Linked DNA regions of Homo sapiens: region 1 is linked to region 2. Evidence: chromatin contacts called from ENCODE Hi-C or POLR2A ChIA-PET data. All regions are on one chromosome and are shown on one strand. Each heading gives the region's core, a stretch centred on a gene start or an enhancer-like site at or near the end of the contact. The rest is flanking DNA. Distances are from core to core; before and after follow the strand shown. Region 1 holds the start of LINC02038 (long intergenic non-protein coding RNA 2038). Region 2 has its middle 100 kb from the start of LINC02038.

Region 1 (7,378 bases), core at 2,852-5,351, 99 kb after region 2:
CCTATTCTGGACATTTCATATAAATCGAATCATATAATATGTGGGGGTTTTTTTGGTAACCAGCTTCTTTCACTTAGTATAATATTTTCAAGGTTTATTTGTGTTGTAACGTGAGTGCGCACCTCCTTCGTATGGCTGAGTAATAGTCTGGTGTTTGGGTATAACACAATTTTTAATCCATTCATCACTTGATAGACATTTGGGACATTTGGGTTGTTTGCGCTTTTTGGCTATTATGAATAATGTTACTATGAACTTTTGGCACAAATTTTTGCATGGGTGTATGTTTTCATTTCTCTTGGTTATATACCTAGAAATGGAATAGAATGGGCTTATGTGGTAACTCTATGTTTAACCTTTTGAGGAATTGCCAGACTGTTTTCCAGAGTCTCTCCACTATTTTACATTTCCACCAGCAGCGTATGAGAATTCTGATTTCTCCACACCCTCACCAACAATTTTTATTATTTGTCTTTTTTATGACAGCCATCTAGTGTTATATAATTTCATTGTGGTTTTTATTTGCATTTCCCTGATAGCTAATGACTCATCTTTTTATGTGTTTATTGATCATTGTATATAGTCTTATGGAGAAATAGCTTTCAGATCTTTTGCCTTTATTTAAAAAAAAAAGAGAGAACAAGTGTCTCTCTGTTGCTCAGGCTGGAGAGCAATGGTACAATCATAGCTCACTGTAACCTCAAACACCTAGGCTCAAGCCATCCTCCTACCTTAGCCTTCAGGGTAACTGGAACTATAGGCATGCAACAACATTCCTGCCCAAAAAGAAATTGATGAGGACTCCTGGGCTTAAGCAGTTCTCCCGCCTCAGCCTCCCAAAGGGCTGGGATTACAGGTGTGAGCCACTGCACCTAGTCTTTTGACCGTTTTCAGATTGTGTTCATTGTCTTTTTAGTATTGAGTTTTAAGAGTTATTTATATATTCTAGATACAAACCCCTTATCAGATATATGGTTTGCAAAATTTTTCTCCCATTCTTTTGGCTGTCTTTTATACTTTCTTGGTGGTGTTCTTAGAAATACAAATATTTTTAGTATCAATGAAATCCAACTTAACTATTTTTTCTTTTGTTGCTCATGCTTTTGGAGTCATATCTAAGAAACCATTGCCTAATGCTAGGTCATTAAGATTTATCCCATCTTTTCTTTTAGGGGTTTTCATAATTTTAGCTTTACATTTGAGTCTTTGATCCATTTTAAGTTAATTTTTGTGAATGGTGTGAGGAATGGGAAAATTTATCCCATGCCTCTCTCCTAGCTTCTGGCAGTTCTTGGCTTTTCTTATAGATAAATCTTTCCAATCTCTGCCTCTGGCTTCACATGGCTCTCTCCTGTGTATGTCTCTGTGTCTTCTCTTTTTCTGTCTCTTTATCAGGATTTAAGGCCCACTCTAAATTCAGGATGATCTCATCTCAAGATCTTTAACTTAATGACATCTGCCAAGACCCAATTTCCAAATAAAGTCACATCCACAGGTGCTAGGGGTTGGTATTTGGAGTATCTTTGGGAGGCACCACTCACACCTGTCCCGTGGTCTTCCTCTGAGGATGGGTGAGGAGAAGATCAGTTACTTACTCACTCATCTGCTCACTCCTCCAACAGCTATGCCAAAGGTCATAGGAGGATCCAGGGATATGATAATAAATTGGAGAGGATCCTTGCCCTGGAGAATATCACTATTTGGAAGGGCTTTGGGATATGAATAACAGAAACACAAGGAAAGGGATGGTGAGAGCCATAAGATTCGGAAGCTGAAGGACTAATGGAAGCAGCCCAGAGAGGGAAGGGCTTTCAAAGCAGAGGCTGACATTGTCAGCAAAGGCAGAGGCTAGAGAGCAAAAATAGGTCAGGAATCCTTGCAACTGAGTTTGGCAGTAATGGCGGGTGTGGGCGAGAGAGAGAGACAAAGATAGAGAAGCAGTCACCCAGAAAACTCAGGCTCCAACTGCCATAGTTTCTTTTAGGATATGTGAGGGTGGGCTGGGGTTTGCAGGACCACTTATTCATACCTTCGGGACCCTCCAAAACTGGCCTGGTAGTCTAGAACTCCAGGTAGGGATCACCCTGAACTGAACCTGCAGCTAGAAGATGTGGGCTGACCATGAATTCCATATACCTTCACAGGTGAAGTTGTATGAGCCCAGAACCAGCTGAGTTCCCCAATCCAGGCTCATGCTAAAGCCAGTTCTGATCATCTCACTTCCTCATTTGGCAAGAAAACGCCTCTGTCGCAAACCAATTGCTGAGCTTCATGTCTTTCATGCAAATTTTGCTATAAAATCCTGTCACAACAAACAGAACTGAGCTGCTCCTCGGAGCTCCATGAACGTAGATGGCAGGACTGTCTTACTTTTTGAGGTAGCAGTCACGACAGTTGTCATGGGGTAATATTATTGCTCCAGAGCCCTGTGGCCAGGGTCCTGCTGAGGGCTCCACACAGAGGGGACAGGGTGGCATGTAGACAGAAGGCTCTCACTGACTGGACCTTGGGACCCTTGAGATTCTGAGCCCAAGAGGTGTCACCCCACCCCATTGGACCTTATCGACGGCCTCTCCCCTGAAGAGCAAAGGCTGAGGGCAAAAAGGAAAACAGATTAACAGCGCAAAAGCTCCCTGGGTCTTCAGCCAGGAGCGGCAAGTTCCTTACAAATTTACACACATGTGGCAGAAGCGTAACAATAAGCAGAGTCGTGCTGGGCTAGCTGCGCCGCTTCTGCCGTGGAAGAACAGGTTCGGCAGCCAATCTCCTGGGAGGAGCCCTCTTTGGTGGAAATTTGGACACACAGGAAGAGCACACACTGGTGGGGCCTTGTTCCCTGCAGCACCATCTGGGTGAAAAGGAGGCCAGCATACGCAGTTTGGAAGCAAGAAGTCACAGCATGAAATATGCAGGACTTCCCTCTCCTAAGGCACAGTTTTCCCAGGTTCAAAATAAGCAGCGTGATGTCCTCTGCCCACCCACCCCCTCCTTTTCTTGTAGTGTCCCTTATCTCACTTAACAAAGTGTGGGCTCTCACCAAACCAGAGAGCCTTCCTGAAACAGGCAGAGAGAGCACTGCTCCCCACCCCTCACATCCTCCCTACCCTTTCCCCCGACCCCCCTCGCCAAGCCACAGAGGGAGGGCAGTTCCCAGGGTAAGCCTCGTGTACCAAAAACGGTCTGTGCTCTGCGTGTGCGAGGATTGAGAGCCACAGTGGACTAAAGCCAGGAGACTTGGTGTCGAGTTCTAGCTCTGCCACCAACATGTTCAGCGGCTTGGAGCATGTCACTTGGTGTCACCACGCCTCCGTTTTCTCTCTGTAAAACAATCCAGGTAGTACGGTATTTCAGTGTTGCAAAGATCCTTAGAGATTTAGTCCAGGAGTTGGCAAAATACAGTCCACTGGCCAATCTTGTTCACCACTTGTCTTTGTAAATAAAGTTTTATTGGAATACAACCACGCCCCTCCATTTACAACCCATCTGTGGCTGCTTTCATGCTACAGTGGTGGCTTTGGATAGTTGAGAGAGATACTGACCATGTGGTCTACAAGCCTAAAATATTATATTTGTCTCTTTACATAAAAAGTTTGCCAGCCCCTGCTCTAGGCCAACATCATCATGTTAACAACACAGAAAGAGAGGCATGGGCAGATTAAGGAATTTGCCAAACTCATAGAGCAAGTCAGGGCAGAGGCTGGGACAGCCTGGCGCTCCTGATTTACATTGGCCCAGAGTTCTTACCTGGTCTAAAGCTCTCCGTCTGATTCTAGGTAGAAGCTGTGCTGGGGAGAAGCCTTGTGGGGATAGAGGAGCCGGTTCCATGAAAGAAGTCTATGCAGTTGGGGCAGAACCCTGAGACTTCTGCAGCAGGGACAGTTCTGTTGCATTCTGTATGGGTCAGCGTGAGGCTACCACACCTCAGGGCTGCTGAGCTTAAGAGAGGAGCCAAATGGCTCTCTTGATAGGAAATGGGGCTTCAGGTTGAAATCAGATGAGAGCTGGCCTCTGAGGACATTTTAACCACAGGTCACAGCTCTTGGTAAACTTTAGTTGGCTTTTGAACCACGGGGAGACATTTTTTCTTGCCTCTTTACTTACTGGCTATTTCCTCCTTCTAGCATTCATTAATCTGACTGGTTAACCATTGAACCCAACTCAGTCTCCTCTTGTTTCAAATCTTGTTCTCCCTGTTGGCTTCAGAAAAAGAGTTCACACTAAACAAACCTACTTTTTTTCTCTTTCTTTTCACAGCCAGAGCCAAGTGATAAAGGAGGTGGGGTCAGGGGTGCTATGTTTACTCTAAAAGACACACCCAAACCTGAGCTCTGGGAGTGGGGAGGGCCCTTCTAATGCAGGCCAGCCATTTTCAGAAAGAAATGTATCAGCTGCAACAGACACAAGGCAAAAGCAGCTTAATTAATTGGCCTATGGGCACAATTTAGAGAAGAGATTTATACAAGCCTTAATTTTTCTGATTTCTCCATCATTGTGTAAAGTATCATATTTCCTGCTTCTTAACACAATTGCTATTTGCTTTAAATCCACCAGTTAAATGGAGAGTGGCTTATAAAAGGAGAATTATAAGAATGGAGGAGGGAACAGAGCCGAGGCTGTGGGAAGGAAAAAGAGAAAGGGGCTGGGGCAATGTAAGGGAAGAGCCTTCTGAACAGAAGGGCCTCAGAGCCTGACATCAGCCCTGTCACCACTTTCCTGTGAATTGTTAGGGTCTGCTGGAATGTAAGCTCCATGAGGACAGGATTTTATTTGTTCACTGCTGTATCCCCAGCACCTAGAATAGTGTCTGACATGGAGTAGGTGCTCAGATGTGTATTTGCTGAATGAACGAACACAGTCTTTCAGCAGGGAATTGAGGCCCCACAGTGGTTCATGTGTTGTCTTTGTCCAAACGGATTCAGAAGCTCCTCTTGAATTGGCACAGAAGTCACCATAAAACTTCATGAAGGACAAGAAGGACTCTCTCTCTCCTGAACCATGAAGATAGCTGCAGAAAAATCTCACCCCCAAGGGTAGTATTTCCACTAAACACCCAGGGAGATCCAGGCAGTGCCCAACACAGCCCTGTCATTGTGAGTTTCTCCTTGTCATTCAAAGGGACCATATGTACACAATGTACACAATGGGAATTTATACCTTATTCTAATAATGCCTACTAGTTAGTGAACACTATTTTGTGTCAGGCATTTCACAAATATTTTCTCATTTAGTCTTCATGGTAACATTGCTAGGTAGCTATTATTACCCCCATTTTACAGATGAGAAAATGAAAGGTTACTGATATGGTTTGGCTGTGTCCCCACCCAAATCTCATCTTGAATTATGGTTCCCATAATCCCCACACGTGGTGGGAGGGACCCAGTAGGCGGTAATTTATTCATGGGCGTGGTTACCTCCATGCTGTTCTCGTGATACTGAATGAGTTCTCATGAGATCTGATGGTGTTATAAGGGGCTTTTCCCCTTTTGGTAGGCATTTCTCCTTCCTGCCACCATGTGAAGGATGTGTTTGCTTTCCCTTCTGCCATGATTGTAAGTTTCCTGAGGCTTCCCCAGCCATGCTGAGCTGTAAGTCAATTAAACCTCTTTCCTGTATAACATACTCAGTCTTGGGTATGTCTTTATTAGCAGTGTGAGAACAGACTAATACAGTTACTGAATTTGCTTATGGTCACACAGAGTTCTGATCTGTCTTAGGCTTGTCTGACCCTATAGACAGTGCTCCTTCCCCCAACCACACATTCTGCCTCTGTCTCTGTAACCTTGGGCAAGTCACTTCTCTTGGGCTTCAATGTTTGTGTTCTCAAATGTGGGAAGCTGAGCGATGTTATTTAGAAAGTTTTCCACCTGTGGGTCTGTGAACAGATGACTTCATTCCTTTGCAGGCTACAGCTTCATTTTGCTTTTGGAAGTTGAAATAGCAACACCCTTTACTGAGAGTAGCTGAAAATCTTTTCTGTTCCCTCAGTTTGGTGATACTTTGAGGCACTCTGCTAAGTCCTGGCTTTGCTTCCTTTTATATAGTAAAGAGTAGCCCAGTTTTTAATCTTAGCCCCAGCCTCAGCTGGGCTCCCACCACCATCCTTGCTGCCCTGGCTGTAGGTCTTTGCAATGGTCCCAAATTCTTTTCCATTTGTTCAGTGCAATAGTAAAAGTAAGCAGACCCCTTCCAGGAAGCTGTGCACAGGGCAGCATGCTGACGCGGCTTCCCTGTGCTCTGAGAGCAGGTTTCCTCAGACAGCCTCTCAGGCACCGGCGAACATGTTTCCTTCTAAAGCTGAGGTGGTGAGGGGAGAAGATGGAAGAGAGGTAGCTTTTGGAAGGTGAAAAGGAAGAACCCTGGGAAGACAGCAGTGTTCAAGGTGGGGCCAGGAGTCTTAACTCACTTGTTGCCCAACTGAGGAGCGAGGGGAAGTTCAGATTCTTAGCACTAGAAGGGACCCTGGTGATAATTAAACACATAGTTTCAGGTTTTCCTAGCTGCAGAATCCAGTGTGTAAAACAGAAAAGTTCCATTCTGGTTAAATTCAGAGGAGTGGGGTGGCAGTTGTCTTCTCCCTTCTCCTCCAACCTGTCCTGGCCACCTAACAGTGGTCTCCAGGACTTCCACAGAGCACAGTTGGAAATGATTCTAATCTAACCACAACTCCAATTTTCCACCCAGAGTCCTATAAAGGGAACCATTTACCAAGCCCAGTCACTGGTGGCAGCCTTGGAGCTCACATTCAGAACACAGCCACTGACTTGGTAAGCCAATAAGGTGGTTAGGAAAAGGGTCAAATGTGGTGCTGGCCCAGGAAGGATAATGAAAAAGCACATGCAGTTACGTCAACATCAGTCATTTTGCTTGGGTAGCCTTGAGAGCAGGCCATACTGAGAGCAAGGCAAGCTGTGATGCCACTGCTTTGCCAGCTTTTGAACCTCTGGATCCATTCAATTACCGTGACTTCCTACTCTCCCCATGCCTCACACATTCACCTTATTGTATCTGCCAAGAAGCCTCATCCAGTGCTTCTGTTTCTTGGTTTCCCCATTTTCTCTAAGTCTATAGTTCTCTCCTAGTTCACTTCTTTTCATATCACCCTAAACTCTGGGATCCATCTCCAACCAATCTCTAACCAATATCCCCCAACTCCATCACCTTCAGACAGTGACTGTCTATATGCTGATGACTCAAGCCCTGCCCTTTCTCCTAAGTTTCTTTTTTCTTTTTTTCTTTTCTTTTTTTTTTTTTTTTTGAGACAGGGTCTTGCTCTGTCACTCAGGCTGGAGAGCAGTGGCATGATCATAGCTCACTGCAGCCTCAACCTCCGGGACTCAAGCAATCCTCTTGCCTCAGCCTCCAGAGTAGCTGGGATCAC
Region 2 (7,025 bases), core at 3,025-5,524:
GGGTCTATTCCTTTTTTTTTTTTTTTTTTAAGAAGACAGGCTCCAGCCAGACTGGAGCGTAGTGGCTCTTCACAGGTGCGATTCCACTACTCATCAGCACAGGAGTTTTGACTTGTGTTTTCTGACTTCAGCCAGTTCACCCCTCCTTAGGCAACCTGGAGGTCACCATATTGATGCTGAACTTAGTGTGGACACCCAATTGGCATAGTGCACTACAGCCCGGATCTCTGGGGCTCAAGTGATCCGTGAAGATCTATTTCTGGGCTGTCTATTCTGTTTCATTGATCTATTTGTCTATTCTTCTATTCTTTTGCCAATGCCACACTGTCTCTATTACTGTAGCTTTATGCTGAGCCTTGAAACTGGGCAGTCAGTCCTCTGACTTTGTTTTCCTTCGATATTGTTGGGAAGAACTGACATCTTACAATATCGAGTCCACCTATCCGTGAATGTAAAATATCTCTCTATTTATTTAGTTGGAGTTTCGTAGTTTTCCTTCTGTATATCTTTATACATGTTGTTAGATTTATACCTAAGTATTTCATTTTGAGGTGTGCTAATATTGTATAAATGTATTTTATTTTTAACTTCAAGTTCCAATTGTTTATTGTTGGTATATAGGAATGTAATTCACTTTTTTTTGTTTGTTTGTTTTGTTTTTGTTTTTTTGTGAGACAGTCTCGCTCTTGTCACCTAGGCTGCAATGCAGTGGCACAATCTCGGCTCACTGCAACCTCTGCCTCCTGGGTTCAAGCCATTCTCCTGCCTCAGCCTCCCAAGTAACTAGGATTACAGGCGCCCGCCACCACACCCAGCTAATTTTTGTATTTTTAGTAGAGATGGGGTTTCACCATGTTGGCCAGGCTGGTCTCGAACTCCTGACCTCAGGTGATCCGCTTGCCTCGGCCTCCCAAAGTGCTGGGATTACAGGTGTGAGCCACCGTGCCCAGCCATGATTCACCTTTATATATTAATCTTGTATCCTGCAACTTCACTATAACTACTTATTAGTTCTAGGAGGTGTATTGTTTGTTTTGTCAGTTCTCTTAGATTTTCTACATGGACAATCATGTAATTTGTAAATGAAGACAGTTTTATTTCTTCCTTCCTAATCTATATGCCTTTTATTTAAAACAAACATTTGTTTTGTAATGATATCCTCATGCATTTTTTTGGGGTCTATTTTTGCTTCTTTTCTTCCTTCCTTTTTTAAAGGCCTAAATTTTAATAGGACTTTAATGGATAAATGTCAAAAAAAAAAAAAAAAACCAAAAGACCCTTAACTTCTAACATTTATTTTCAAATCTTAACACTGCATTTAAATGGTTAAAGTAACACAAATTTATATATAAACCTAATAATTAGGAAGCAATGGAAAATTCTTATTCTAAGTAAAAATCATTCTTTCCTGCAGCTCAGAACTTTCCGGCAATTTTGTTTTCTTCCTCTGAAGTACTTCTTTTTAGAAATTCCTTTAGTAAGAATCTGTTGATGGCAAAATTTCTCAGTTTTTATTTGCCTGCAAATGTCTTTATCTTAGTCTTTTTCTTCAGTGATATCTTAGTTGGGTTTATAAGTCTTGATTGACAATTATTTTTCTTTTGCACTTTGTTTTTCTGTGTTTTTCAAAACCAGCTGGGCACAGTGGCACACACCTTTAGCCCCAGATATTTGAGAGGCTGAGACAGGAGGATTACTTGAGCTCAGAAGTTTGAGGCTGTAGTGTGTTATAATCATGTCTGTGAATAGCCACTGCACTTAAGCCTGGGCAACTTAGCGAGACCTCATCTCTTAAAAAAAAAAAAGTGTGTGTGTGTGTGTGTGTGTGTGTGTGTGTGTGTATTAGATCTATCTTTGAGTTCACAAATTCTTTCTTCAACTGTGCCTAACTTCATGTTTCATTTAGGTTTTTCCTCATCTGCTTAGTTTTTAATTATAATAACTATGATTTCTCATGTTTAAAATTCTTTCTGGTTGTTTTCTACAAATGCCTGGGCCCTTTTGAGATTATTTTATTCCTTGCTCATGTATTTTGATTCCCTCTTTTATTTCTGAAAACATTTCTTTTTACTTCCTTAAAACATAATTATTTTTAATTCTGTGTTCCATAGTTCATATATATGAAGTCGCTGGGAATTTAATTCTGCTTTTTTTTTGTTTCTTCTGATTCTTATTGGTGGTGGCTGGGTTTTTCATGTGTTTAAAAATTTTGACTGTGAGCTGGGTTTTGACTGTTCAGCTGGGTTTATTCGTGGGAACCCATGAGGTCTGGGTTTTGAGTGCATCCTTACAGAGAGAATACGCATTTGCTTCTCTGCCAGGTGGCCCTGTAATGGTATAACACGAGACCATTTTTAAGTTAACTCTTCCGCTGGGGGTTTCCAGTCAACAAAAAATGTGTGAATTTAATTCCTTGTGCAGATAAGTTTCATTTTCACCTTCCTTTACCAGTGGACAGTAAATCCTTTTACTGAGACTGTAGCTTTTCAGGCTTCTTACTTTATTAGGGGTCTCAGTTCCAATTTTCCAGCTTATTCAGGCTGAATATCTAGTCTTCTGTTCCCTGCAAGGCCATTAAAACTCCAGCTTGTTTCAGCGATTGGCAGATGCTCTCAGGATAGCTTTGGTTCAGCACGAACTCCCTCTTCAGTTTGGCACCTGGTGACTTCCCTTACTTCCAGGTCAGCTCAGCTCTGAATCTAAAAGTATTCCTGTAATATTTTATCCAGAATATCTGTATGCTTTATCTCAGGAGGGCTTTTCAGGCTCTCTGGTCATTTGCCAGAAATACCATAGCACGAGTTTCTTTCTAAACGTAGTCACTTTTTCACTCATTGTTAAATGTCACCTTTATTTTGAAAGGATGGATTATGGGTATATTAAAAATATCTACTAGGTAGCATACTACTGGCAGCTACCTATCACCAAACGAATAGCAAAGTTATAATAATTTGTGGGGTTTTTTGTAAGAGAAAAATGTGTACCTAAGTTCCTTGCCATGAGATGACTTATAGAATCTTCACAGTTACTTGCCATCTCCCATTTAAAATAATTACTGAATCCAACCTAATTGGACAAATATGAACTACAATGCCCTGTAATAAGCTCAGAATGATAGAGCAGATGAGGGTTTCTCCGTCTACCTGTCTAAGTTATAGACATCTCACTGACATGTCTTGGATTATGTCTGGGCATCATCAATGTTAATAAAACTTAAATTCTATGTTTTGTAATCAAATAAAAATACATAGAAGTTCTAATATTTTATTTCCTTCATGCCAGTGGCTAATCTCATCTTGGTTGGGGTAAGTTACTTCTGGCATGTAGTGGGTGGAGGCCAGGAATTCTGGCTTAAACATCCTACAATGCGCAAGACTCCCCTCCGTGGCTGAATTGTTTTGTCAAAGATGTTGAAAATGCTCAGTTTGAGAAGCACCGAGTCAGACACGGAGGAAGTGTGGCAATTTCAGGCTCTGGTTTCACTCCTCACTGCCGCCCTTCACAGTCCTCCTGATTCAGGTGTACCACGCTATGCTTCCTTCCCCAATCGTAAATATCCTCTTCGTGTCTTTTCTTCCAGAGCTTCACACACTTCATGGGCATGGTGTGTGAATTGTTTTCCAGCTGCAGCATTTCTAACTGAATCTCTGTCTCAGAGCTAGATGGTGTCCACAGGGTTCAAGAGAAGGGCACTTTTCCTAATCATTTACTTCAGGCTGTTATTCAGATGACATCATCCTTCTAAACCAAAGAGACTAGGAGGAAAAGGGGAGGGGGCGTTTACTTTTCCTGTAAAGCAAACTCCAGGTGACTGCAATACAGTATCTCACGTGGTCACAGGCTCTGGTTCTAAGAGCAAATATGAAGGTGGATGGGAAGAGATGGAGTGGAGAGTACGGGAACGGAATCAACACAGCAGGGTGTGTTTGTGTTGGGGGGAGATTTTGAAAGTCCCATATTTGGGCTGAGGAGACCCAGATGGCACCCCTGAACCTCCATGCAGCTTGGATAAGCTGGTAAGCAAGGTCCAGGGCAGACAGGCAGGCAGGAGGCCAACGAGAGGGAAACGCAGAGCTCCCAACTCCTTCCTGCAGAGGCTTGCAGGACTGTGTGCTAGAAATTAGAGGGGGCTTTTCACCTGTCTCTGTTCACTCATGACACAAACCCTTCCTTGAGGAAAGAGTCAGAGGTCAGTGAACGTGACAAAATCACCTCCCGTCGCTGTGAGGCTGGCCCGGGACTCTGCTGGCTGAGGCTAGGTAACTTGTTCCTCTCCGTGTCTCCCGTCCTGACCTCACCCAGGCCTGAGCCCGCCTTGCATCTAGAAGCTGTCTGGCCCATTAGTGTCCTTCCACTCCACAGAAGGTTCAGACTAGAAGGCTCTTGACCTCATGTACTCCTTTGCTCTGCATTTTAAACATGAAGAAACCAAGGGCATGATAGAGCTCTTTGTTCCCATTCAAGACATCTTATTTCTGAGGGCAGGTCTCCTTGGCCTGAGGGGCTTGAGAGCAGGCACTAACCTTGACTTTAGGGGCCCTAAAAAGGAAGTGAGCTGTGTCAGAAATGTGTCTGGGGCTCACCTTGGCAATGGGAGCCATTCAGCTTGTACCTAAAGGAACAGTTAGCCCAGAGTGAAACCCAATTCTTAGTTTAAAGAAACAGACGCAGAAAGACTTCTTAAGCCTGGATCAATGTCTTTCCCCACAAGGAGTGAGAAAATAAAAACAATGTTGAATCCTCTCACGCTGCTAATAAAAAGGAGACAGGGCTCAAGTGAGGGCAGCCAGGGAGCGCAGAAGGAGGCATTTTCCATTGAACTTTTTCTGCTTATGCAATAGATCTTCATTATCTACACTGTGCTGTGGCTCTCCAGCTCCCCCAGGGAGATGCTTAATGACATAAACTGCTTAATAAGCAGTGACTGGTGCCCCGGAAGAGCCGATGGAAGAGGAAAGCGGCCTGCTCCTATCTCCTAGTGTTCTGCATTTCTCTCTCACAGCTGATTTCAGATACTGGCCAGAGGGAGATAAAGGGCAGCTGGCTTCCCAACCAGACCAGCAGCATTTGCCCTGTTGGAAGGCTGGCTTCAGGCAACATTGCCACTCACTTTCCCTCATGAGGGGAAACGCGGCCTCCATTTTTTGTGCTCTTAAGCAAGAATTTCCTACTTTGGTGCTGTCTGTCTTAGGCTCCACCCAGAAGCCTCATTCACTTTTCTGAGATAGCGTCTTGCTCTGTCACCCAGGCTAAAGCGCAGTGGCATGATTTCGGCCCACTGCAACCTCTGCCTCCTGGGTTCAAGTGATTCTCTTGCCTCAGCCTCTCGAGTAGCTGGGACTACAGGTGTGTGCCACCATGCCTGGTTAATTTTTGTATTTTTAGTAGAGATGGGGTTTCACCATGCTGGCCAGGGTGATCTCAAACTCCTGGCCTCAAGTGATCTACCCACCTCAGCCTCCCAAAGTGCTGGGATTACAGGTATGAGCCACTGTGCCTCGCCATCATTCACTTTTATTTACCAAACATGTATTGCCGGGTAATTTTCTATGTGCTTACAGGTATTCATCTACATAAGCTGGGCGCAGTGGCTCACACCTGTAATCCCAACACTTTGGAAGGCAAAGGCGGGAGGATTGCTTGAACTCAGAAGTTCAAGACCAGCCTGGACAACATAGCGAGACCCTGTCTCTACAAAAAATACACAAATTAGCTAGGCATGGTGGTGCACACTTGTAGTCTCAGCTGCTTGGGAGGCTGAGGTGGGAGGATGACTTGAGCCTAGGAATTCAAGGCTACAGTGAGCTATGTTCACGCCACTACACTCTTGCCTGGGCGACAGAGTGATGCCCTGTCTCCAAAAAGGAAAAAAAAAATGGGTCACAGAGTTAAGTTCTATTTCTAAGCTCATTTTAAAGATGAGGAAACTGAGGCACAGAGAGATCAAATCTGCCCAGCCGCAAGGAACATGGTGGCTTTCCTATACTCCTAACCTCTGTTCTGGGCCGGGCCTGGCACTATGTTTCTCTCTGCTCTCCCCTGGGCCCACTCTGCACATGCTCCTCTTTCTCCTGAAGCCCTCCCAGGCTGCTCCCCTTCCCCCGCTCTCCTTGCCACTCTCAGCCTGTATCTCAGGTTCTACTGACCTCCTCTCAGGTACATTCTCATCTACACATTTTCAGCTAGTTCACTGTCCAAGATTTTCCTCCAAGATCAAAAATCAAGAGGAGACATTTCTCTCTCAAGGCAAAATCCTGAAAAACTGTCAAGGATGATAACACAGAGATATTGTCCTAATGTCGTTTATAACATTGAAAAATTGAGAACAGCATTAGTGTTCAGTAATAAGGGATCTGTTAACAAAATAAGGAGTATCATGCAACCATTAAAAATGCATATTTCTGGAAGGCTTTAGAGAGGGAATATGTTAAGGGAGAAAATGAGACTCACATTCGATATAGCACAAGGGCGAATGGGAGGGATGTGGGGGTCTATGGGCAAGTTATCACTGACCCTATTAAGAATTGCTGTCGCTGGGTAATGATAAAAAGCAGACCACTTTTATTTGATTTTATTATTGTTTTAAAATTTGCTACAGATGATCTACCTCCTTGTCGCCTGTACCCAGGGGCAACTGCTCTCACCAGGCCTCCCCACTTGGTATGTCACTGCTGTCATTTTGTCCATCGTGTGCCATTTAATTGCTCATTCAAAATCTTTCTTATAGAACTTCAATCACTGTGAGATCATTTCTCTGCTGATTAAGGAGGTTGAACATACTTTCATGTGCTTATTGGCCATTGATATGTCTTCTTTTGTGATTCAAAATAATTTTTTTTTCTTTTTAATGCTGAATTGTAGGCGTTCTTTATGTGTTCTCGATACAAGTTCTTAGTGGAACATCTTAACAAACTGTGGCTTGTTTTTCATGTTTTTAAAATTTTATGAGCCCAAAATTTTAATTTTCTTAAAGTTCAATTCATTAATTTTTAAATTTCATAATTAGTGCTTCAGTGTCCTGTTTT

Evidence for each region. Hi-C counts contacts between places; a loop is a spot of excess contacts on that map. ChIA-PET counts read pairs that join two places held with the same protein, here RNA polymerase II (POLR2A). Pooled maps may share reads with other maps.
Region 1: a loop to region 2 is called in a map with no recorded cell type, with 2.5 times the contacts of the local background. The contact joins the promoter of LINC02038 here to the enhancer-like site in region 2. A Hi-C loop is called at or near these places in 1 of 37 single-sample maps with no recorded cell type and 2 of 50 pooled maps. POLR2A ChIA-PET finds 5 or more read pairs at or near these places in 1 of 52 experiments (activated CD4-positive, alpha-beta T cell).

What each region holds. Positions count from the first base shown.
Region 1 is chr3:193,839,908-193,847,285 of GRCh38, forward strand. It overlaps LINC02038 (long intergenic non-protein coding RNA 2038), which reads right to left and starts at 4,102. Exons shown (of 3, transcript NR_146718.1): 1 at 3,745-4,102; 2 at 3,171-3,318; 3 at 921-2,848. RefSeq lists a silencer at 2,613-2,796.
Region 2 is chr3:193,740,442-193,747,466 of GRCh38, forward strand. It overlaps the pseudogene RN7SL447P. Among named protein-coding and RNA genes, the nearest start is that of LINC02038, 100 kb to the right of the region's middle. RefSeq lists enhancers at 2,269-2,318, 2,339-2,388, 2,439-2,488. Within about 2 kb of position 4,275, at least 8 of the 41 ENCODE cell types and tissues checked have a DNase peak (open chromatin) inside an H3K27ac peak, as active enhancers do.